Linked DNA regions of Homo sapiens: regions 2 and 3 are each linked to region 1. A link is a loop called in an ENCODE intact Hi-C map of the cell type or tissue named here. Cell type or tissue: PC-9. All regions are shown on one strand. Region 1 has its middle 220 kb from the start of IGFBP3. Region 2 has its middle 430 kb from the start of IGFBP3. Region 3 overlaps LOC102723446 (a long non-coding RNA gene).

Region 1 (8,000 bases):
ACTAGAAAATCTAGAAGAAATGGATAAATTCCTCGACACATACACTCTCCCAAGACTAAACCAGGAAGAAGTTGAATCTCTGAATAGACCAATAACAGGATCTGAAATTGTGGCAATAATCAATAGCTTACCAACCAAAAAGAGTCCAGGACCAGATGGATTCACAGCCGAATTCTACCAGAGGTACAAGGAGGAACTGGTACCATTCCTTCTGAAACTATTCCAATCAATAGAAAAAGAGGGAATCCTCCGTAACTCTTTTTATGAGGCCAGCATCATTCTGATACCAAAGCCAGGCAGAGACACAACAAAAAAAGAGAATTTTAGACCAATATCCTTGATGAACATTGATGCAAAAATCCTCAATAAATTACTGGCAAAACGAATCCAGCAGCACATCAAAAAGCTTATCCACCATGATCAAGTGGGCTTCATCCCTGGGATGCAAGGCTGGTTCAATATACACAAATCAATAAATGTAATCCAGCATATAAACAGAGCCAAAGACAAAAACCACATGATTATCTCAATAGATGCAGAAAAGGCCTTTGACAAAATTCAACAACCCTTCATGCTAAAAACTCTCAATAAATTAGGTATTGATGGGACGTATTTCAAAATAATAAGAGCTATCTATGACAAACCCACAGCCAATATTATACTGAATGGGCAAAAACTGGAAGCATTCCCTTTGAAAACTGGCACAAGACAGGGATGCCCTCTCTCACCACTCCTATTCAACAGTGTTGGAAGTTCTGGCCAGGGCAATCAGGCAGGAGAAGGAAATAAAGGGTATTCAATTAGGAAAAGAGGAAGTCAAATTGTCCCTGTTTGCAGATGACATGATTGTATATCTAGAAAACCCCATTGTCTCAGTCCAAAATCTCCTTAAGCTGATAAGCAACTTCAGCAAAGTCTCAGGATGCAAAATCAATGTACAAAAATCACAAGTATTCTTATACAGAAACAACAGACAAACAGAGAGCCAAATCATGAGTGAACTCCCATCCACAATTGCTTCAAAGAGAATAAAATACCTAGGAATCCAACATACAAGGGATGTGAAGGACCTCTTCAAGGAGAACTACGAACCACTGCTCAAGGAAATAAAAGAGGATACAAACAAATGGAAGAACATTCCATGCTCATGGGTAGGAAGAATCAATATCATGAAAATGGCCATACTGCCCAAGGTAATTTACAGATTCAATGCCATCCCCATCAAGCTACCAATGCCTTTCTTCACAGTATTGGAAAAAACTACCTTAAAGTTCATATGAAACCAAAAAAGAGCCTGCATCGCCAAGTCCATCCTAAGCCAAAAGAACAAAGCTGGAGGCATCACACTACCTGACTTCAAACTATACTACAAGGCTACAGTAACCAAAACAGCATGGTACTGGTACCAAAACAGAGATATAGATCAATGGAACAGAACAGAGCCCTCAGAAATAACGCCGCATATCTACAACTATCTGATCTTTGACAAACCTGAGAAAAACAAGCAATGGGGAAAGGATTCCCTATTTAATAAATAGTGCTGGGAAAACTGGCTAGCCATATGTAGAAAGCTGAAACTTGATCCCTTCCTTACACCTTATACAAAAATCAATTCAAGATGGATTAAAGACTTAAACGTTAGACCTAAAACCATAAAAACCCTAGAAGAAAACCTAGGCATTACCATTCAGGACATAGGCATGGGCAAGGACTTCATGTCTAAAACACCAAAAGCAATGGCAACAAAAGCCAAAATTGACAAATGGGATCTAATTAAACTAAAGAACTTCTGCACAGCAAAAGAAACTACCATCAGAGTGAACAGGCAACCTACAAAATGGGAGAAAATTTTCACAACCTACTCATCTGACAAAGGGCTAATATCCAGAATCTACAATGAACTCAAACAAATTTACAAGAGTTGATTTTTTTTAAATAGTGAAAGACAGGGTCTAGTTTCATTCTTTTGCATGTGGATATCCAGTTTTTTTCAGCAGCATTTATTAAAGAGACTGTTTTTTCCTCACCTTTGTTAAAAATTAGTTAGCTCTAGGTGTGTGGATTCCTTTCTGGACTCTCTATTCTACTCTATTGGTCTATGTGTCTGTTTTTATGCAGGTGTCGTATTGTTTTGACTATGATAGCTTTGCAGTATTGCAGGGACCAAGGGGAGATTTCCCCCTTTGCCCTCAGAAGATTCATTGGAAAATCAACTTGCAAAATATAGATTAATAAAGGCATACACATTTATTTAACATGTGTACACAGAGACCTTCAGAATGAAGACCCAAAGATTCAGGGGAAATTGTCCACTTTTGTGCTTAGGTTCAACAAAGTACGAACAGTTTTGAAGAAATACGACTGGACAAAAAAGGACATGATCTAATGCTAATAGATGGAGTGGGGAAACCCAACAAGGCCTGTCTGTCAATATTTCTCTTGGCCTCTCTGAGTGGCATTCCTTCCTTCTGGGTGTAAAGCAGGACCCTCTCTGGAATGGGGGGGTCTTATGACCTATAGTCAAGCAAGGTAGATCAGGTAACTTTTTTTCTTTTTAAGTTATTTTTTTACATGGCCAGTTTTTACATAGAAAGGTGGAGAAAAAATTAGAGTACTATTTTTAGGTTTTATGACTGTCTTTGGGGAAAAGAGATTCTGGTTTCTATGAGCCACCTTACAGAATGGGAATTCTAGTTTCTATGGCAAGCCTCAGGGGAGAATGGGACTGAGAGACAGGAAGGCATGAAAAGTCAAAGAAAATCTTTTGTTTCTGAGGCTGATTCTGAGGCTTTCATTTTGGGCTACTGTTTTCTGAACCCCAACAGTGTATTTTGAAGTCTGGTAGTGTGATGCCTTCAGCTTCAGCTTTGCTCTTTTTGCTAAAGATTGCAGTAGGCAATTACAAATACTCCTGAAACAAATGAAAAAAAATAGAAAGTGGAATCAAAGAAAAGAAACTGTGAAAGAGAACTGAAAGGAAATGATAGAACTGAAAAATACAATGACTGAAATTTAAAACTTACTGTATAGGCTTGTTAACAGGATGAATATAAAAGAAAGAATCAGTGAACTTGAAGATGGAGCAATATAATTACCTAATACAAACAACAGTGAGAAAACTGTGAGACAGTAACACAGATCTAACATTTGTACCATCAGAGTCCCAGAGGGAGGGCAATAAAAGGGTGGGGCTGAGAAACTAACTGAAGAAACAAAGGCTGAAAATGTCTCAGATTTGACAAAGAATGTAGAGCAACACTTTAAAAAAGCCGAGTGTTCTCCAAACAAGATAAGCCTAAATAATTACAAAACAAAACACATCATAATTGAACTTTAGAAAACTAAAGACAAAAAAAGAAAAAAAAAAAAAGCATTGATCCTTGGGCACCCATGGATGAAGAGGCTCCGAGAGATGCTGCATAGGTGGAAAAACCAAGACCAGGAGTGGGAACCAGATCCAAAGCTGAACATTTCAGAGGATCCTGAGTGTCAGATGTCCAGGGCAGCATTGCTGATGTTCCCCAGGACTCTGACCTCAGGGACGGTTCAGAGAAGCTGCAGCTGTACGACACAGGGAAGAAAACAAAATTAAAGAGCAGAGAATTTAGGGTTTTGACAGCCCAAGGTTATAACCCTCCACCATCTAAAGAGGAGATAGCCAAGAAATTGGGAAAAAGTGAAGTCAGCACACACCTCATTGCAATTCAGAGCATTGCTAGGATGCAGTTGTTCCATATATGTAGCAAATATTTCAACTGACATTCAGATCTTCACAAGCACCACAGGATCCCTGCTCATGAGAAGGTCTACAGTGGAAAGAAGATGGGAAAGGCTTCAGATATGGGTTGAAATAGTCATGGCACCAGAAAATCCACACTGGGAAGAAGCCCTGCTCACATCAAGCATGTAGACAATGCCTTCACTGGGCATTGGGAAGGAGGAAAGAAAGGAGGAAAGAAAGTCCTTCCTTCTGCAACATCAGAAACTTCATAATGGAGAGAAGCCCTAGAAATGTGGGGACTTGGGGAAAACCTTCAGATATAATGGAACACTTATTCAGCATCAGAGAACCCACACTGGGGAGAAACCCTTTGAATGTAAGGAATATGAACATGCTTTTCGGTTCATGAGTGTGCATTCACACTAAGGAGAAACCCTACAAATGTAAAGGGTGTGGGTGTAGTTTTAGTCTTCCTCTGTCCTGATTCAGCATCACAGAGTCTACAGGGAGAGAAATGTTATGAATGTAAAGAGCATGCAGGGCCTTCTGCCAGAGGTGGGTAATTCTTCAGCACCAGAGATTCCATGCTGGGAAACCGTCTGTGAACTTGGGGAATGCTGGCAAAGGCTCCCTGTGTCTCTTGCTTCACAGTGCAGCAAGGAACACACACTGGGGGAGAATTTCATGAATGCCAGGAATGTGAGAAAGCATCCAGTTGAAAAATCATCTAGGTTCTGCATCAGAGTTTGCACTGGGGAGAAACTTTATGAGTGTAAGGTGTGTGGGACAACAGCCTTCCAATGGGGCACAGCTTTCAGTTTTACTCAGCATCAAAAATTGCACTTTGGGAGGCCGAGGTGGGGGAATCACAAGGTCAGGAGTTCAAGACCAGCCTGGCCAAGATGGTGAAACTCCATCTCTACAAGAAATATAAAAATTAGTGGGGCACGGTGGCAGGCGCCTGTAATCCCAGCTACTCGGGAGGGGAGGCTGAAGCAGGAGAATCACTTGCACCCCGGGGGCGGATATTGCAGTGAGCCGAGATCGCACCACTGCACTCCAGCTTGGGTGACAGAGTGAGACTCGGTCTCAAAAAAAAAAAAAAAATTGCACAACGGGAAGAAAGGCACCCATGGTTCTGGGCTGCTCTTTTCTGTCCCCCTCCCCTTCTTGCCAATGCTTGTGGTCTGCCCCAGTTGTGACCCTCTCCCCTCCTCCCCACCTCTAGTGCCCCTTCTCCCTCTATGCCCCTTTTATGCTATTCTTTTCTTTTGAGTACATCTCCTTCAGGACCTTGCTTCCTCTGGAAGTCACTCCTCATAGCCTGAAAGCTTTGTCTCACTCCCTATGAACTCCTTTATGTTTTCATTACCCATCAATAATGGCCCAAAGTGAGCAGGGTTCTCACTGGTTTCCCATCATGTCTTTAATGACACTTTCCTGGTCTTGCAGAAGTTATTATCACTTTCCCAACTCCTTTTCAATTTCTCACATTAAAGACCACTTTTAATGACTCTGACTCTATCCCCTGGGAAGGAAATGGACTATCTATTTAGTTTGCCCTGCTTTGGGGGTTACTGGAGTTGGAAGAGTTTGTAGAAGATTTGGGGTTTTAGGAGATTGTGTCATCACAAGTCACAGACCATTGTAATTGGAGAAGCCTTCTGGAAGAGGCCATCAGAGAAGGCACCCAGTGGTTGCCCTCGGGATGGATGATGAGCCATTTGGTTGGTCAGGGGCAAGGCTCATTGTGCGGAACCGGAGTCTTGGTATTTTTAATTGCCCTCATAATTTTTATTACCAGTTATGAGTATCCTGGGTGACTATGTCATAGACCAAGAAAATAACCTCTGAACAGAATGTGAGTGATTAATTTAAAATTATGGCTTTAACTAGACTGGAAGGGAATGTGGTTTTTCTGTTTGGATTTCTTTTCTATTCTTATTCAGATGTCTGTTAACTTCAGTGTTCACTCCAATCCATAGATGCCAAGAGTGAAGTGGGCTGGGGCATTTCATTTCTAAAAGTACACATGGCATGGAGTCAGCAGCTTCACGCTGGGAAGTGCCCGAGAAAAGGGGAGGAGCGATGCACCCCTGGCCTGCTGAGAGGAGTCTGTGCCAGCCTCACTTCTGATGCCTCACAGCTCTCTGACACGATTGCATCCCCCAGATGCCTCACGGAGAAAATGTGAATTTGGGACTGGTGACACGTCAATTAATTTCACAACACCGGAAAGCACACTCAGGATGCTGGTCTTATCACGTGTTGGATCTCACTGGATTAGCTGTTTTCCCTCCAGTGGCTGGAGCCTAGGACCATCCTGGATGGCAGCATCTCAGACTCAGAATAGTGCAGCAACAGGGAAAGCTATTCAAAAAGTATATCCAGTGGGAAGAGAGTTCTCAAAAAATTGTATATACACTATTATTATAACAGCATGATATTATGTCTGTGGGGCAGGGCACGGGGAGATGTTTATTGCAAATGTATTTTGGTCAGGTTTAGGAATTTATACTTTAAAAAGCCAACTTTTAAGTGCATATTTTAATGAGTTTTGAGAAATGAATACAATTGCATAGCCAAGATGCAGAAAATTTTCACCACCTAGAAAAGTATGCTTGGTGTCTATTGTTCCCTTCTTTATGTCCATGTGTGCTCTATGTTTAGTTCCCACTTATAAGTGAGAATATGTGGTATTTGGTTTTCTGTTTCTGTCTTAATTTGCTTAGGCTTGCAGCCATTATCCTGAAAGGACATAATTTTGTTATTTTATAGCTGTGTAGTATTCCATGGTATATATGTACCTCATTTTCTTTATTCAGTCCACTACTGATGGGCATCTAGGCTGATTCCATGTCTTTGCTATTGTAAATAGTGCTGTGATCAACATATGCACGCATATGTCTTTGCCGTGGAATGATCTATATCTCTTTGGGTATATACGCAAAATGGGATGGCTAGGCTGAAGGGTATTTCTGTCTTAAGTTCCTTGAGAAATCTCCAAACTGCTTTCCATGGTGGCTGAACTACTTTACATTCCCACCAGCAGTGTATAAACGAGCCGTATTCTCTGCAACCTTACCAGAATCTGTTGTTTTTTGAACTTTTAATAGTAGCCATTCTGACTGGTGTGAGATGATATCTCATTGTGGTTTTTAATTTGCATTTCTCTAATGATTAATGATGTTGAGTATTTTTTCATCTGCTTGTTGGCTGAGTGTATGTCTTCATTTGAGAAGTGTCTGTTCATGTCCTTTGCCCATTTTATAATGAGGTTTTTTTGTGTGTGTGTTGACTTGTTAAAGCTTGTTATAGATTCTGGGTATTAGATCTTTGTTGGATGTGTAATTTGCAAATGTTTTCTTCCATTCTGTAGGTTGTCTGTTTACTCTGTTGATAGTTCCTTTTGGTGCAAGCATCTGGAAAGCTCTCAAGTACCAGGCAAGTTATAGGGATGTATTGCTAAATGGAGATTTGATATCTTTTATTCCTCCCATGATTTTTCTGCTGTTATTTTTTTAAGTCAGCAGTGATTGCTTTTATTGGTAAGGATATCCAGATATAGAAAAGTATACCAAATAGTACAGAATAAACATCCAAATATTTATATCAACTGGAATTTTCTCTGTGACATTGGATAAGTAGCTGAATTTTACTGAATTTTTTCATAGTTAAAATAGGAACAGCACTCTTGCCAGGAGGATCAAATGCGTAGATAGACATAAAAATGCTTCTTCACTTCTCTTCCCTCTGAATCTCCATTTCTCTTTCTATTTACTTGTTTTTAAATAGACTATTTTAGAATAATTTTATTTTATAGAAAAATTTATTTCTTTATAACAATCATGTTATAATTTATATTAATTTAATTTATATAATTTTTATTTATAAAGATAAATTTTATGATTTCTAATTTTAATTTATAATTTAAAAAATTTTCCATAAGTTACTGGGGTACAGGTGGTATTTGGTTATATGAGTAAGTTATTTAGTGGTGACTTGTGAGATTTTGGTGCACCCATCATGTGAGCAGTATACACTGCACCATATTTGTAGTCTTTTATTCCTCACTCCCCTCCTACTCTTCCCCCCCAAATTCCCAAAGTCCATTGTATTATTTTTATGCCTTTGTGTCCTCATAGCTTAGCTCCCATATATCAGTGAGAACATACAATGTTTGGTTTTCCATTCCTGAGTTACTTCATGTAGAATAATAGTCTCCAATCTCATCCAGGTCACTGCAAATGCTGTTAATTCATTCTTTTTATGGCTGCAT
Region 2 (8,000 bases), 210 kb after region 1:
ATAGCCTTCCAAGGTTGAGTCCCCTCTCTTCTTTCTAGAGGTCACCATGACCTTGAATTACGTCTTGTAACATCTTACATAAGACATTATGGTGTTGAGGGGTTTGAGGGAGTCCAGCTGTGGCTGCAGGTCCCAGGGTTTCCAGTCCACCTTACCAGTGGTAAAGTTGAGGTATATGCACACACATACACACATGCATATATATGAAACTGTAAAAATATGTTACCATCTTTGTATATTTTTACATTTGTAGAATAGTAACATTATATATATACTTTTATGACTTTTGTTTTTTCTACTCTTATTATCACTACTCCCAGGCCAACATATTCTTTGATTGTATGGTTCTTCCTCTACTTTTTATATTTTTTTCTTATATTTAAATATCTTTTCATATGGATACCTGCATTTCTAAGGCAGTCATTTTCACTGCTTACACCGGGATGAAGACCTAGCAACCTGCTTGAGCCTTCTCTGGTGGCAGCATCATGAGAACCTGTCTGGCCGCCACCGTGACTTGTAAAGTTGCCGTGACTCTCCCTGCGCACATCTCCTTATGCTCATGTTTCTTCCTAGAGTAGGTACACTCTCTTCCTAGAGGAGAGAAATGGAATTGTTGGATTGCATCACAGATACATTTTTTAATATACTCAATATTTCCAAATTTCTCTTCAGTTTGCAGAAATACACACATAGTGTTGAAATGCTCCTTGCTCTATATTTGTACCAACATTTTCTTTTGTAGAAGTTTTTTACTTCAGCTTATATTTATGAAATAGTATCAATATGAGATCTTAATTCCAATTTCTTTTTTCTTTTTTTTTGACGGAGTCTCGCTCTGTTGCCCAGGCTGGAGTGCAGCGGCGGGCTCTGGGCTCACTGCAAGCTTCGCCTCCCAGGTTCACGCCATTCTCCTGCCTCAGCCTCCCGAGTAGCTGGGACTGCAGGCACCCGCCACCACACCTGGCTAATTTTTTTGTTTTTGTATTTTTAGTAGAGATAGGGTTTCACCCTGTTAGCCAGGATGGTGTCGATCTCCTGATCTCATGATCCGCCCACCTCGGCCTCCCAAAGTGCTGGGATTACTGGCGTGAGCCACCCCGCCGGGCCCCAGTTTCTTAATTATTACCAATGTCTGTCATGTGGAAGAAATTATTATTCCATTTTCCTCTGTGTCTAGACATGTGGAAGGCTGCACTTTGTACCCCCATTTTAATCTTTTTTTGGGTGAAGGGATGAAAAAGTCACATAATTATCTTTGGCTCTCTTCTTTGAAAAGTTTACATGTGGTTTGGCACCTCCTTTGAAAGGCAGCAGCTTTCTCATGTTAACACCTTTTTACCCCGTGTAACCTCTTATTACACTGGTTCTTAACATTTCTATATCAAAAGCTGCTTTTACATAAACTGCACGAATCATGTGCTTTGTCTCTTTAATCTTTAAAGCAATTAACTACAGAATTAGATTATCTAAACTGGAATCAGCATTGCATTCCTGGGAGGAGAAGCTAACTTGGATCTTATCTTTTTAACATACTATTGGCTGAAGTGTTCTAAAATTCTATTAGGATACTTTCATTTATGCCCATAAATAATTTTGATCTGTAGTTTTTCTTTTCTACATACCTAAATTGGTGATTCATATCATATTTATCCTATAGTCTTAAGATTACTTTGGGAGTACTCCTTATTTTTATTCTCCGGGAAGTCATGCATAAGATTAAAATTTTATGTTCCTCAAATGCTTGATACAACTCACTTAATAAATGCCACTTTTGTTGTTTTCTGTGAATATCTTCAATGTTGTTTCAATTAATATAATTGTTATCTGTCCATTGAGGTTTTCTGCTACCTCCAACATGTTTTGTAGAGTGATATTTCTATTTATTTAACAATTTGTTAGCAGCTGCTACTGGCCTATTGAGATCATGGAGACCTTTTTCTCTCTGCTCCTTCCTGCTAAACCCAACTATAGAAATAATGCAGCAGACAGCCATGGGAGAAGCCTGGAGAGCAGTAAGAGGAAGGAGAACTCATGACTTATCCAGGACCCCAGAACTGGAGGAACAGCAGAGCAGCAGGGCATCTCAGCTCCTCAACCCAACATAAAAAGGCCACCTAGACTCAGCATTTCCCCACCCCCAAACCAGCAACATTTGACAGTTCAAGTAGGAACATATTTCCCTGGGCTGACCTGAGATCTCTGGCACCTCCAGCAAGGGGGATCAAAATGGACTCTTGACAATAGCAAGCAGCCAGGGCACCCACTCTCCTCTACTGGCTCCAAGACTGTCTTTTGCCAGCAGGAGACACTGACACTCTCGGGGAAAACCAGCAAGAGGTACCTTGACAGAAGAGGGACCTGGCCCAGGAAGTCTCTTCCCCATCCCTGCAGGCCAGAGACTCCCCTGTTCTGTGCAAAACACAAGATCAACAGCCAGAGGGGCTTGACACAAGCAGTGTGACCAGTGATGGCTTTGTCTTAAAGAGACAGAGACACTCCCCTTTTCAGCACAGAGACTGGGGGGCTGCCGAGGACAGTTGCAAAAAGGACTCCACCCAAAACTGGAAACAGCCCATATGTCCCTCGACAAATGAATGGCTAAACAAACTGGTGCATTCAGACATAATAGAATAGCTGTCCGGGATCACTCTCTCTGTGTGCTTACAGAGCAGCACAGAAAACTTACAAGTGTTTCTTCTCATCACTTCCTCCTCCCATGCTGTTCTTGTCCAGCATTTTTTTTAACCTTCTGATGTTGTTACCCACAAAATTAGTCATTGCCAATAGTGCTGATTTTATTTATGAGCAATATATCAATAAGTTACTGAAATATTGACATATTTTTGATTTAAAATTCTGGAATATAGACAAAGATACGAAATATTGTTTAAATAATGAAGATGAATGAAAAATACAATGAGAAAGTTTATTATTTTATTAGATTCTGGAGAAGATAATAAAAGCAATTGGTAGAGATGATATTTAAAGATATATACATGAAGATTTTCCTGAATAGATGAAGCTTTCAAATTCAGGAACGTGTCTCTTTCATCAGGCTGTTTGAAAAATGTTTCTTCATAGTTTTGCAGCTGCCTAATAATGTGCTTACTGTAAAATGAAGGAGAAAGATGTACCATGCAAATGGTTCTGCTTGCTATTGCTGCATTATTTAGGGATTTAAAGATTTTGTTGTTGTTATTTGTTGTTGCTGTTGTTCTGCCGAGATGCCTTAAATCTCAGGTAGCATGGGAAATTAAACTCTGCCGCTTCGCTAGGTAATATAGGATTTGTCTTGAAATGAACATGGAATCAAAAAGCAAAGTGCTTTTTTCTTCTTCTCTTAGAACTGTTTCCAATGATGAAAATTTTGACCCATAACATTCACCTGTTCATTTTATTATCCCACAGATACATGTATTTTTGTGCTGCTATATTAAAAAAACACTGCAGCCATGATGAATTCTCCCCTGCCCCCACATTATTCTCTCTCTGTCTCTTACACACACACACACACACACACACACACACACACACACACACACACGATAACTTTGGTTGTCTGCATTAGTTTCTCCTTATGTCAAACACCATTTATCCATTTTTTCTTTCTGGAAGGCTTGACTACACTGATCATGAATTATATACTTCCTGCAACTAGTATTGTCTATGGCAAACTGATCACCAGTAATAATCACTTGGTATTCTGTATATACCACAGCACAGGGATAAAACACAGCCAAAGAATTTATTAGAAACACAAGCAAATCTGGCATTAGCTTCCTTCTAATTGATGATAATTAGACAAACTATTTTAACATAATTATTCAGGTACAGGTACAAGGCATGTTGAAACAAGTTACTTGCATTCTAAGTTTCCATATGTGGAAAGCTTTACTGGAGAGCTATATATATATATGTATGTATATATGGAGATAGAGTAAGAGAAAGAGAGAGAGAAAGAGAAAGGGGAGGGAGAGGAAATGTTTCTTGTGCAATAGTATCATAAATTGAATACTAATTTTAGATCATTTTGCATTTGCTCAATGAGCAACAACTGAGCATGCCTGGTTTGCAAATTCAAGAGTATCTCAGCAGAGATCATTTTTCATTCTTTGTCTCTAAACTGATTTAATGCTACCTAATAAGCACCTGTACTTCCCTTTAGTCAATCTTTTTGTTCATTTCTTTAATGTGGTGATGTCAAACCTGTACAAACATAAGTTACACAGTTCATTTCCCTACTAGACTTGCTCTTCTACCTTCTGTGTAAAGTCATCATTTTCAAGAATGCTAAGCATGTAAAGTTGGGGACCACCTGTACTTTTGGAGGGTCACTTTGGTAGAACAACACTGGCACCTAGTGGCACGTGTTATGAAGGGAAATACCTCCCAAAGACAGGCCATGCAGGAGTGCAAATCCCCATGGATTTACCAATTGGTCCTCAAGACTTGGGTTTGCTGGTCCATAATAACATGCATTTTAATTGCACAAGTCACAGAGCTCCGGTTCTCAAAAATAGTGTGAAGAAAAAAAAACACTGTGCTACCTTTTGAGACTACAACTACTAGTTTATAATATTTTGCAGTGTAATTGATTATAGGAAATAAACTAATGACTTAATCAATGGACAACATCATATTGCCCAATGTTTTTGAGTAGATATTATAAGAAAAGAATAAAAAATCCACAATCTTTTCAAGTCCTAGAGGAATTTAGGGCCTAATCAAGGTGACTAGATGTTTATTTTTCAATTCATACATCCCAAAATATGTATGGATCCATTCCATGAGTTCTGTTTGAGGTACTGTGGGTAAAGAAATAGGGCAAGCTCCCAGTCTTCCAGGGGAGGTCAATCAACCAGTCAGTTATCTTATCTGCCCCATAGATGTAAAGGAATAAATATGGGTGAGAATTATAGAAACAAATCTTTTTTTTTTTTTTTTTTTTTTAATGGAGTCTCGCTCTGTTGCCTAGGCTGGTGTGCAATGGCGCAATCTTGGCTCACTGCAACCTCCGCCTCCCAGGTTCAGGCAATTCTCCTGCCTCAGCCTCCTGAGTAGCTGAGATTACAGGAGCCCACCTGCATGCCCGGCTAATTTTTTGTATTTTTAGTAGATACTGTGTTTCATCATGTTGGCCAGGCTGGTCTCCAACTCCTGACCTCAGGTGATCCACCCACCTCAGCCTCCCAAAGTGCTGGGGTTACAGGTGTGAGCCACTGCGCCTGGCAGGAAACAAATCTTTTACAGTGAAAGAGGAGAAGACTCTTGGCTGAGGAACACAGAAGTTTTCAGAAACCCACACTAACTCAGTTGGGTCTTGAATGGTGGGCGTAACTGGGCTATGCAGACATGAGAAGGAAGGAGGAGGAACATTTTGATGGATGATGTGCCCTAATCACGGCTTGAGTCAGGAAACCTTGGGGTGTATATAAAAAGGGTCCCAAGTAGTTTTTATAGAAACATGAGTCACAGGAAAGGGTTCAGAGGTACCATGTTGGACATGCAACTGGATGGACTGCAGGAAAGGCACTGGCTGGGTGCTTAGGGGAGGGAGAGGTGGCAGCCACCTCAGGGGTGGGCACTTGGGAATTCTTACAAGTCCTTTGACCTCTCTGTGGCCTTCACCACACTTTTTCTGGCACCCTCATCCCTCCACTCATCAGGTCATGGCTTTCTTCTGTAAGCCAAGGGCAACGTGACCACTTACTTGGAATTGTTCTGAGTAACAGCAATTTCAAACATCTGTCTTGTGATCAAATTATGTAAATAAAACTCCTGTTAAAAGAAAAAAAAATCATCCTGAGTAGAATTTTGTTTGTGTTTTGGGGTCCATGTGGCATAATAAAATTGTTTTCTAGAACGATAAATCCGGCTCCAGGAAGCAGAATGGAGTGGAGGTGAAAGACTGTCACCCAAGAACAATTGACTCCTTCAAGCCAAAGGCTCCAAGTGTCCCAAGCATTGTCATTGGACAATGGAGAATGGACCAAAGGGAGGCAGTAGGGGTTGGCTTGAAGATACACTGGACACTGAGCATTAGTGTTCATGGGGGCAGGGGACACACTGGGAACAGAAGGAAAGCCATTTCCTTCAGATAAGTGGAAAAGAGAGGAAGAGCAAACCTGAAGAGAAGGCAAACATGCTGAAGGAACGATGTCTAGCACGAGGCTCACTGTGGTGCTGTGTGTGGTGGGACAGGTACTCACTCTGTGGCTGGAATGGGGCTAAGCCTTCCCAGGAAGGCTGCTGGTGGCAAGGCGCGGCTCCAGGTATCCACACTAAAGAGAGTGTCAAATGTCGAGACAGGGTCTTGGGCCCCATGCCCCAAAGGGAGAGACACATCCCCAGCCTTCTGAGAGAGTGGCAACAGCATAGGCCCAGTTGCACGGTGAGGAAGGAGAGAAGCAGGTCCATGGCCCTGTCCTGGAGACCACTTGGGGATGTGTTGGGGAAGCCAGGACAGTGTTCCTCATGCTCCTTTTGCCGTAACCCAGGGAGACTTGCCCATGCTGTTCACCAGGGGGCTGCGAAAAGCAAGAGGCAGGCTCATTCTTGGGTGGTGGGGAAGGGTGATCATGGGAGGGGTAGAGGCAGAGCTCCGGCACTGGCTTCCAATTGCAGATGTAAGCGCTCTAGGGTGGCTCGGTGTATTATCCCACAGCAATGGGGTAAATTTCATTTTTGTGATAGCCTCCAGCACAGATAACTTACAGAGGCCACTGCAGGGAAGGCAATGCCAGAAAACACAAGAAAGGGGCAAGCGGGTGGCTTCCAGGGCAGGCGCTGCGACTGCCTCTGAGCATAGCTGTTTCCAGGGAGTGGGCCTCCTGCATCCACGAAGGTGCACCTGGCAGGACCCCTAGCAGATTTGCGTGGTCACTGGGATGGTTTGATGGGTGACGACGTTGCCCTGTTAGTGATCAGCCTACACACATGCACACATACACCACCAATGGGATTTGTCCATTTTTGACTTTTCCTTCATTCCATTATCTATCATCATGAACAATCCTTTCCTGACTTATGTTTTATGAACATCCCTCAGTCAGTTCTGTGGAGAAGGGATTGCAGTGGGATAAATATGTATCAGAAAAGCCACCTGGGAGGACAGTGTGACATTTCAAATTACGAATGAGGCAGCTCAGGGCAGGGCAGCAGCATGGGAACTGTAGATGGTAAGCATATTCAAAAGCATTTTGGAGGCAGAAAGAGTGTCTTGTAGAGATCAGGAGGCCAGGTGATTATGGGACGCATTATAGGTCTGTTGAGCTCTGCTGAGAGAGATTTGAGGCTGGGAATGGGTAACTTGCTGTTAGCACATAGGTGACTTGTGTAAGTTTCTTGGCATTATTCCACTGCTTGGATTCTGTCACAGGGAAAGCACAGTAGTGGGCCGTCATCTTCTTGCAATGGCAGCAATTGATTGCAATAGAGTGGACATATTAATGCTAGCTACAAAACTGAATTGTGTGACGGATGTATAGCCTAGTACACTGCCCTCTGTCCATCTCATGGAGGGCATCGGTTGCCCTTCAGGGGTGTTATGAATTTGTGGGTGAATGAATGATACAAATCTGAGTAAAGAAATAATGAAAAGGCTCTTTCCTCACACCAGTAAAGATAATTCTCACTGAAATTTGAAATCATTAAATGTCACCTTCTCAGAAAACTATGGTTGAACTTAATCTTATCCTCAGTGAAGAAGGACAATGACAACACAATAGAACTAACGTATTTCCAATCTGCTGTGAGGGTGAATAAGTACTATCATGCCTCCGCTGAAAAGTTTGCACAAGGGTTTTGGACATAAGGTAATCAGCCAATTTCTGCATTTTGTGAAGTTGTCCTGAGCTTAACAATACATTTACAAGGAAGAAGGTTCGGTACATTCATTGGTTTTCTCTATCCCAAATTTCCACACCTGGGTTGAAATAGCAGCTAACAATAGGTGTTGATATGCAGACTTGTTCCCAAGAATCTTTTGTGGCCTGAAT
Region 3 (8,000 bases), 170 kb before region 1:
CAGATTTCCATGGGCTTCCAGCACCTCCTCTGTGCCCACTGGCGCCTGGTTCTGGGAATGACAGCAGGAGTGAAGAGGGGATGAAAACTGTCCCTAAAGAGCCAAGTGATGTTGAGTGCATGGGGAAGGGAACAGCATGATCTGTGGGTACACACAGACCATGGGGGGCTGACGGGGAAGGATATGGCTGGGCTCCTTGGAGGTGCATGAGGCACATGGAGCACAGTGCTCAAAGGCTGAGACAACAACGATGAAACGGGTGCGTTTAACACACTGACAGCTTTTAAAATGTGCCCTGAGGCAGGTGGCTGAGCTTATGTGTGATATTGATCCCTCCAGGGGTAGATGAGGCAGCACCACAGACTGAATGCTCACCCGGCATCAGCATCACGCATCCTAATTCTCGAAGTCATCATTCGAGTGGGGTTGTATCTACTTTTTAAAGATGAGGAAATGTAGTAATGTTTTTGCAGACATGGTAGAGCTAGTGGATGGCAGGAGCCCCTATCTCTGCTCAAGGGTGTCTGTCTTAGTCCATTTAGTGTTGCTATAACAGAATGCCTGAGACTACGTAATTTATAAAGAAAAGAGGGTTTTTTTTTTTTTTGGTTGGGGGATTGCTTTCCAGCAAAACCTGAAAAGCCTGCTAGACAAATTCTAAAAGAGCTCTAACACTTAAGAAAAGAGGTTGATTTGGCTCATGGTTCTGGAGGCTGTGAAGTCCAGGAAGCATGGGGCTGGCTTCTCATGAGGACCTTGTGCTGCACCCTAACATGGCAGAGAAGCAGCAGGGGAAGCAAGTATGTGCAAAAGGCCAGCCATGAGAGGCTTCCTCAACCTGTCACAAACTGCTCTTGTGAGGGTGAGTCAATTCCCGTGAGAACTGACCCAGTCTTGTGAGAATGGCATTAACCCATTCATGAGGGTGAGTTCTCAAGACCCAAACACCTTCTGTTAGGTTCCACCTCCTATCACATGAACTTTTGGGGGACACACTCAAAATGTAGCAGTGTCCTTGTCCTCAGGCACCCCTCAGGTGGGGTGAAGGCTGGGCACAACAAAATTGATGTGAAGACTCATCCCAAATGAATGGGGCACCCTCTTCCCTACAGGAGTGTCCACATAGCAGCTCCAAGCACTCAGCTTCCAGGGCCAGCAAGCTGCACGGGCGGCACCACTGGGCTCCCGAGAGGGCTGGGGGCTGCCAATGACATTTGCACTTCCCTTCAAAGCACCGAGGCACCAAGACTTTGAGGATGATGCCCAGAGGGAGGGTTTGGATGAGGTCCAGGAAGAAAGAAAGCTGAAGCCTCTTTGGGCAGGTGAGGGAGATGGCAGGAGCTTGTGGTTTTAGAGGCTGTGTGAAGTGAGATTGGACACTCAGCTGGGTCAGCCCAGAGGCTGGGTCCTGAGGTTGGTCTCAGGGCAGCTCCGGGAGACTCCACGTGTCCCTTCTGCAGGATGCTTCCCTCTCCTCGAGGCCCATCAGTGTGGAGTGGAGCATCCACCAGGGCCCCCAAGAACTTGGCACTGAGGGCACTGGGAATGTTCAGCAGGGCAGTGCCCAGCCTCAGCATGACAGGCTCGATGGCCCCAGGAGGATGTTCCAGCACCTCCCCTGCCATCCTCACCAGGGCTGGGAGGTGGAGATAGGCACTGGTGCTGCCCATGCAGTGCCCTGGGTTCTACATCTGGATTTCCCAGCAGGATGGGGTTTCAGGAGTCCCCTTAGAGAACCAGCTAATTTAACCTTATTAATCAGATGGGAATCAAAGGTCCTGGGTGGGGAAGTGAAGAGCTGCATGCTACAGACACATGGAGGTGATAGGGGCTCCTCCATCCACCCGGGAAAGGGCTCTGGGTGGGAGCCCTTGCTCTGCCAACCTTGGGAGGGCTTCATCCATCTCCTGGACACTCCCAGGGCCTGAGGAATCCTTGACGTCCCCTCTAGGTGCAACCCATGTCCCTGTGTGCATCCCAGGGGTCATCCTCAAATACTACCGTGGTCTTGGTGTCCAGAATCTTCTTAGCAGGTGGGGCTCTCCTTTCTTCACCAGCCTGTTGGGATCAGCTCAGCCAGTCTGGTTAAAGGACAAGTGGCTCTGAGCTTTATTGTAGAACTTACTTTGTTTTCCTCATAACTTTCTCTTTCCATGTCTGCAGCTGCCATTGTGTGGGGCTCCTTGAGGATGGGGACCCCCTGTTCTCTCAGCTCCACTCCCCAGCATGAGTCATGGTCTCTCTAAAGACCCCCTGGCCTTAAAGCAAACATCACCAGGTGCACTCAGCAAGGCTGGTGTCATCTCTGGATTCTCTTCATAACGCTATGGGAACACAGGAAGATAAAGCTCAAAGTGGAGGGAAATTTTTGGTGGCTTTGGGTGTTGGAAGTGGTGCAGCTCCCCAGGACCCCAGCCCCTCAGCAAAGCCGCCCTCAGATACTGTGTATGGGCTGTAGCAAGTCTGTTGATTTCTCATGGGGTAACGCCCTCCTTGGATGTTACTCTTTGCAGTTTACATAATACTAGACACATATTATTTTCTTTTATCTTCATACAACCCTACATTTTCAGCATTCTGGGAATTAACCACAGGCCCCACTATCTGGTGCCCAGAAAGACATGGGACACCCTTGGAGAGGAGCACTTGGCCTCTTTGCTGTCCTCGGACTTAGTGCAGGGTGGTGGGTGCCGGGTGCGGTGGATGGGGCTGGGCAGCAATGATGGTGCCCTTTACTCTTCTCCATTTACCTCCAAGGTTCTTCATGGTCTATGACTCCAAGGTCTGAAATGATCTCATTTACCCCACATGATAGATGTGGCCCTTCCAGATGAGGAGTTCAACAAGACTACATGGTAGAGCAGCCAGAGAACCCACTGGAAATAAGGCTCAAAATAAGGAGTAACCACAAAATAAGGTGATTTATAAAGGTGCATTAACTTATTTCACTAGAGAGGCAGCATTTTATTGAGTAAAGAGCACTGGGTTTTTAATCTCAGAGTCAACTATACGGTTCTGCTGTCTGTCTAAAGATCTTGGTCAAGAGTGTCTCCTTTCTTCCCTTGTAAAGGGATGAATGGGAATCCCCACCTTAGAATCTCTATGACATTATGAAGCTGGAAGTAAATAAGGGACATAGACAACCTTTCAGAATCAGCAAGGGTTGTCCCAATAGGGTGTTGGCTACAAGAATTATTTCATGAAAGAATATCTCAGGGATCACAGTTGAGCTGAATCTGGATCATTCTTTTGACCTGTACTGAGGAAAAGACAGGGATTTGAGTGCATTTAGGGTGAGCTGGCATTTTTCACTTCTCACCTCTCCATGCAATGATGCTGTCTGCTGGCCCCAAAGGCACTGTATTTGCCATCTCTCACCAGAGCCTTGTCAGAGCCTGCTGCAGCCAGGGGCTGGGCATGCCTAAGAGCCGGGAGCCACTGTTCCCAAGTGGGCATTACAGGGTTAACTTGTGTCTGTGGCCAAGGCACAGAATCAAAGTAGGATGAGTCACCTCTTGTGCATTTCTTACTTCAGCCCTCCTGCCACTTTAGAAGTTTCTGATGTTTAATTTCCTCGTTTCATTCCAGAGACAGAGAATGCTGATTCACTATGCAGTGAAACATGCCTAACGTGTCAACAGCTAAATGCCCGGTGACAGTGTGGTTGTCTGGGCAACAGAAGAAGTCACCCACGCAAACACTTAAAGGTGAGCTGTGAGAGTTAAGCAAGCGGGAGCTTTTCACTGAGTGAACTCACGTCCACACAGGGTGCGTGTTCAGACTCACGGGGCAGCTCCAATTATGGGGAAGGTCGGAGAAATTCCAGGCTCCGAGGAGTCCAAGACAGCATTCCAGCTCATTCCTAATTTTATATTCAGGTTCCTTAAAACAAAAACTTCACTATGAGACATTCAAACCCTTTGCATGTTACAGTCTGCAAAGTTTGAAAAGCATTTCCTTCCTTAGTGTCTCTGAGTTGCCCTAAATACTTTCTTTCAACCAGCAGGATAGGGGACAGTAGGTTTTTGTGACTACTTAAGTCTTGGCAGCAAGAATGGGGCCCCAGAAGGCGCTAGTGTTTCTGGAACAACCGATATCAGGGCAGATGTCTTGTGCTTGGCCCCTTGGTGGGCCACTTGCCTGGAGTTATGGGACAGGGATGAGCATGTTCCTGCCCCTGAGGAGTTCATGGTCAGTAGGGGAGGCTGCATAGACAAAACTCAACCCCTGGACTATGGCTGTGGCCCTGGATGGCCCAGAGGCCCAAGAAAATATTGGGCAAGAGTACCTCTTTTCTTCCTCTGTAAAGGGAGTAATAGGAATTCACACACTACAGTCATTGTGACAGGATGCATGGGTGGGGGTGTGCAGGGGACTTGAAGAGGCCACTGCATCCCAACTTTCTCTTCTGCTGATTATTTCCTTTAAATAACTTCTTGTGGATATTGCTTATGAGCAGATGCCTTGCTAGGTGGGAAGGGGGATGGAAGTGAAAACACATAAATCATCATCTCTGTTTGTGGAACTCGAGGTCAGGTGTGGAGAGGGCTGAGCAGGTGAAACTGAGTCTCCAGGTTGGGGCATGAGCCAGGGGCTGAAAGGGGCTCTCCCTGTACTGGCAGGGAGGATTCTCTTCTTCCCTGCTCTGTGGTTGCATGTGGCCTGCCAACCGTTTCTCTGTCACACCATGATGCAGTCATGGGTTGTCCACCCATTGATCTCAGGCATCTGTGGTCCTCCTCAAGGGAGAACACATGTTGGGTCATCTTCGTCTCTGATCTTTGTCCCTGCTGTCCCTGATCATGCTGGAGGTCAGGAAGGAGCTAGGCTCACAGGTGTGCCCAGGTGTTTGGCAGGGCAAAGGCCTGGGCTGAGACTCTACAATCTTGGGCTTGAGTTTTCCCATCTGTAGGACAGGAGCAGGGCCAGCATCCTAGGTTTGTGGTGAGGACTGGTTGAGGGCCACACCAGGCTCCTGGATGTGGCCGGCTGACCAGGGCTGGGTGTCTCACTGGCTCGCAACAGGGAAGAACAGAAATTGAGAGTAAATCAATGTGAACTTTACAGCAATTAGGCAGAGTAATTTCATATCTGTTGAATCTAACAAAAAATGGGATTTGTGTTTTGTCTTCATTTCATTTTTCTAGGACCATACTTATTTTACAAGAGGAACAGTTTTCAATGGAATGGATATTAAAACACACACCTGGATCCCTTTACCACAGGTGCTTTGAGAGGCACCATCAAGGACAGTGAGCTAACGCAGGTAACTCAGGTAACAGGGCGGTGAGCTAATGCAGGTAACACAGGTGACAGAGTCATGGGCTAATACAGGTAACACAGGGTAGTGAGTTAACTCAAGTAATATAGCTAAGCCAGGTAACCCAGCTTACACAGCCAACACCTGGCAGTGGGCTAACACAGTTAACTCAGGTGCTCACCTCGGGCACATCCCCAAGGCCCCTCGTGAGGTGGTCTGATGGCTGTCTACATGTGCCCCTGGACATCTGTATCCTGATGCAGGGGAGCCTGGCAGGAGAGGGGACCCTCAGACTCTCCCTCAGCCACACAGGGCAGACATCCTCCACGTGGCTTCAGCTGCAGCTGTCAATTGAGTGGTGGGCAAGGCCATGCTCTGGATAGTCTACCTGGTCCTCGGTGAGGCCCAGCCCCACTGACAAGCATTTGGGGTCTGTTTAATTGCTCAGCCTGTCTGCTGCTATTTGTCACATGCTAGTATTGGTGTGGCAGCTTCTTCTCTGAGTTCTAGAGCAGGAAAGTCCTGGAGACGAGGCCACTGCCAATGGGGGACCCTGCAGCCTGGAAGGGAAGGTGCCTGTGTGGTCCAGCCCTAGTGGCAGAAACTTGGGTCTGCTCTGTGTGTTGCGTCTACAAGTGTGTCTGCTTGGCTCCTCACTGACAACAGGAGTCTAAGAGATTCCTAACAACTGACTAAACAACACAGAGTCTGAGCAAACGTTACAGAAATGGGGGAAATTGCAATGAAATTCTGGAAAAGGAAACAGGCACAACTGAGACAACATGGAACCTTGCTTCTGAAGGAAGGGGTGGGGTGCTGTCTGGAAAGTTCTAGAAGACAAAGCACTAGCAAAAGGCAAGAACATATTGTGAATGACTCAGGAGAGGGATTCTGCAATTTTTTTTATCCACTAGGACAATCCTGTACTGAAGAGAGTGGGGCTCTGGGCAAACCCTTCTCTCCCCGGAGTCTCATTATTTTCAGTCTATAGTAGGGCAGTAGTGGGTAAGACGCCGCTAAAGTCCCTTCCAGGACCAGTGCTGGGAGTTTTCTTTGAAGGGACACGGTGGCTGCTCCTTTCCACCCTGATGGCTTCCTCATGCCTCTTCCTTCCTTGCCAACCCACATCATCTCCCTGGGACTTTGCTTGCAGTCAGCTCAGAGGTTGCCTCCATGCCTGCATTCCTACTGTGCTGTAAACACAAAGGATTCTTGCCAGATAGGGTGGAGTGGGGTGGGTCTTACCCCTCCTGAGGGAAGCCTATGAACTCTGACTCAGTGAGTTAAGGAGAAATACTTCTCAGGTGTGGAGAACACATACGCTGCTGTGTTGAAGGTGGTGCCGGGCAACATTTAAGTCTCCTCCAGGAGCCCCGGGAGCAGCCTCTGGGGGATGACCTGCACGTGGTCCAGTAACTTGTGTCAGGTTTGCAGGATGTTAGGGCCTTCAAGTTGATTTAGCTCAAAAATATTCAAACTTCCTTAGCAGCAAAAGTATTCTTTCTCAAACAAGATCTTATATGAAGTCCAAATATATAAAATTTCTATATTAAAGACAGCATTTTGTAAATTTCTTTATAATTTCTCATTGACGATGCTTATTTATTTGTAATTAAGCCAGTCAACAAAAATGTAAAGGACATTTTGGTCAACCTGGATACTTTCAGTTGTTTCAATATTTTCCTATCTTGATCTTCCTCATGTGGTTCCAAAAAATTCCAATTCATAAAGATAAGTAGCAATATAATAATTTCTATAATTTTCTTGAATAGATATGTCCAGTTTTGAATTTCAGGGAAATAAAAGAACCTCCTAATCAGAGACATGCCTGAAAGAATTTGACTCGAACTCAAAATATCTGAGATGATTGATAAGCTAATTACCCAAATCTGACCACTATACATTATATGTGTGGAAGCTTCACTCTGTAGCCCATACATATGTATAATTATTATATGCCAATTAAAAAAAGAAATTTGAAATATGCTTGTGTAAGAGTCATGAAAGAAGTATTTTTTAAAATTGAGGTAAAATTCACATATCATAAAATTCACCATTTTAACCGTTTTGAGGCGTACAATTCAGCGGCTTTTACATTCTCAGTGTTGTGCCAGCATGGTCTCTATCTAACTGCAGAACATTTTTATCACCCCCAAAAGAAAACTGACCCTATTAAGTATGCATATTTTCACTTAAGTTTTGAAGTAGTTACAATATATTAAAATGAAATGAATGCAAACCAGAATAACCAAGATGGTTTTAGGTCATGATAAATTCTGTGAAGGGAAAGTGATAACGAATGAGAGGGAAGAAAGACACTTGATTTAAGACCCAGATAATGGGAAGGTGTCAGCAATGGAAGGGGCAAAGGACGGGCCTGAAGAGGGGAAAGAGAGGGTGTGCAGAAGCCCTGAGGCAGGAATGAATTCAGCAGGTTTAAGTATAGAAATGAGGCCTGTGTGCTTGGAAGGGAATGTGCCCAGGAAGGATGGGGGAGCCAGAGTGGGCTGCTGGGGTTTGGGGTGCACTTTAGAATCCCCTGAACAATGTGGGAGCTCCTGGCCTGGGGCCTAGCCATGGTCGCTGGCAAGCTCTGCAGGTGATCCTGGTGAGAAGCCGGGACACAAATACCTGATGGCCGCTGACGGATTTGAGAAGCAGATACGCAAAAATGATCTGAGTGTCAACCATAAAACTCAGGAGTTGAGCTTTGTTTCTTCTCAGTCTATGCATATAACAC

The links. Hi-C counts contacts between places; a loop is a spot of excess contacts. Peaks named below come from ENCODE experiments on the same cell type or tissue, not always from the same donor. Only the 100,000 strongest peaks of a DNase experiment are listed, where the experiment ranks them.
Region 2: it touches region 1 in a loop (5-fold over the local background); 6 of 110 quality-filtered maps call a loop at or near these places.
Region 3: it touches region 1 in a loop (12-fold over the local background); 9 of 110 quality-filtered maps call a loop at or near these places.

Annotation. Positions count from the first base shown.
Region 1 is chr7:46,141,199-46,149,198 of GRCh38, forward strand. It overlaps the pseudogene ZNF619P1. Among named protein-coding and RNA genes, the nearest start is that of IGFBP3, 220 kb to the left of the region's middle. In PC-9, no CTCF peak of the experiment used is centred here; a DNase peak (open chromatin) is centred at 4,383; H3K27ac peaks cover 3,393 bases.
Region 2 is chr7:46,348,196-46,356,195 of GRCh38, forward strand. No RefSeq gene overlaps it. Among named protein-coding and RNA genes, the nearest start is that of IGFBP3, 430 kb to the left of the region's middle. RefSeq lists a silencer at 4,196-4,490. In PC-9, CTCF peaks have their summits at 4,350 (motif pointing left) and 4,551; a DNase peak (open chromatin) is centred at 4,266; H3K27ac peaks cover 452 bases.
Region 3 is chr7:45,974,762-45,982,761 of GRCh38, forward strand. It overlaps LOC102723446 (a long non-coding RNA gene), which reads left to right. Exons shown (of 4, transcript NR_187744.1): 2 at 3,589-3,707; 3 at 5,148-5,266. It also overlaps the pseudogene RNU7-76P. Among named protein-coding and RNA genes, the nearest start is that of IGFBP3, 57 kb to the left of the region's middle. RefSeq lists an enhancer at 2,866-4,065. In PC-9, no CTCF peak of the experiment used is centred here; DNase peaks (open chromatin) are centred at 730, 3,550, 4,320 and 6,490; H3K4me3 peaks cover 1,111 bases; H3K27ac peaks cover 3,624 bases.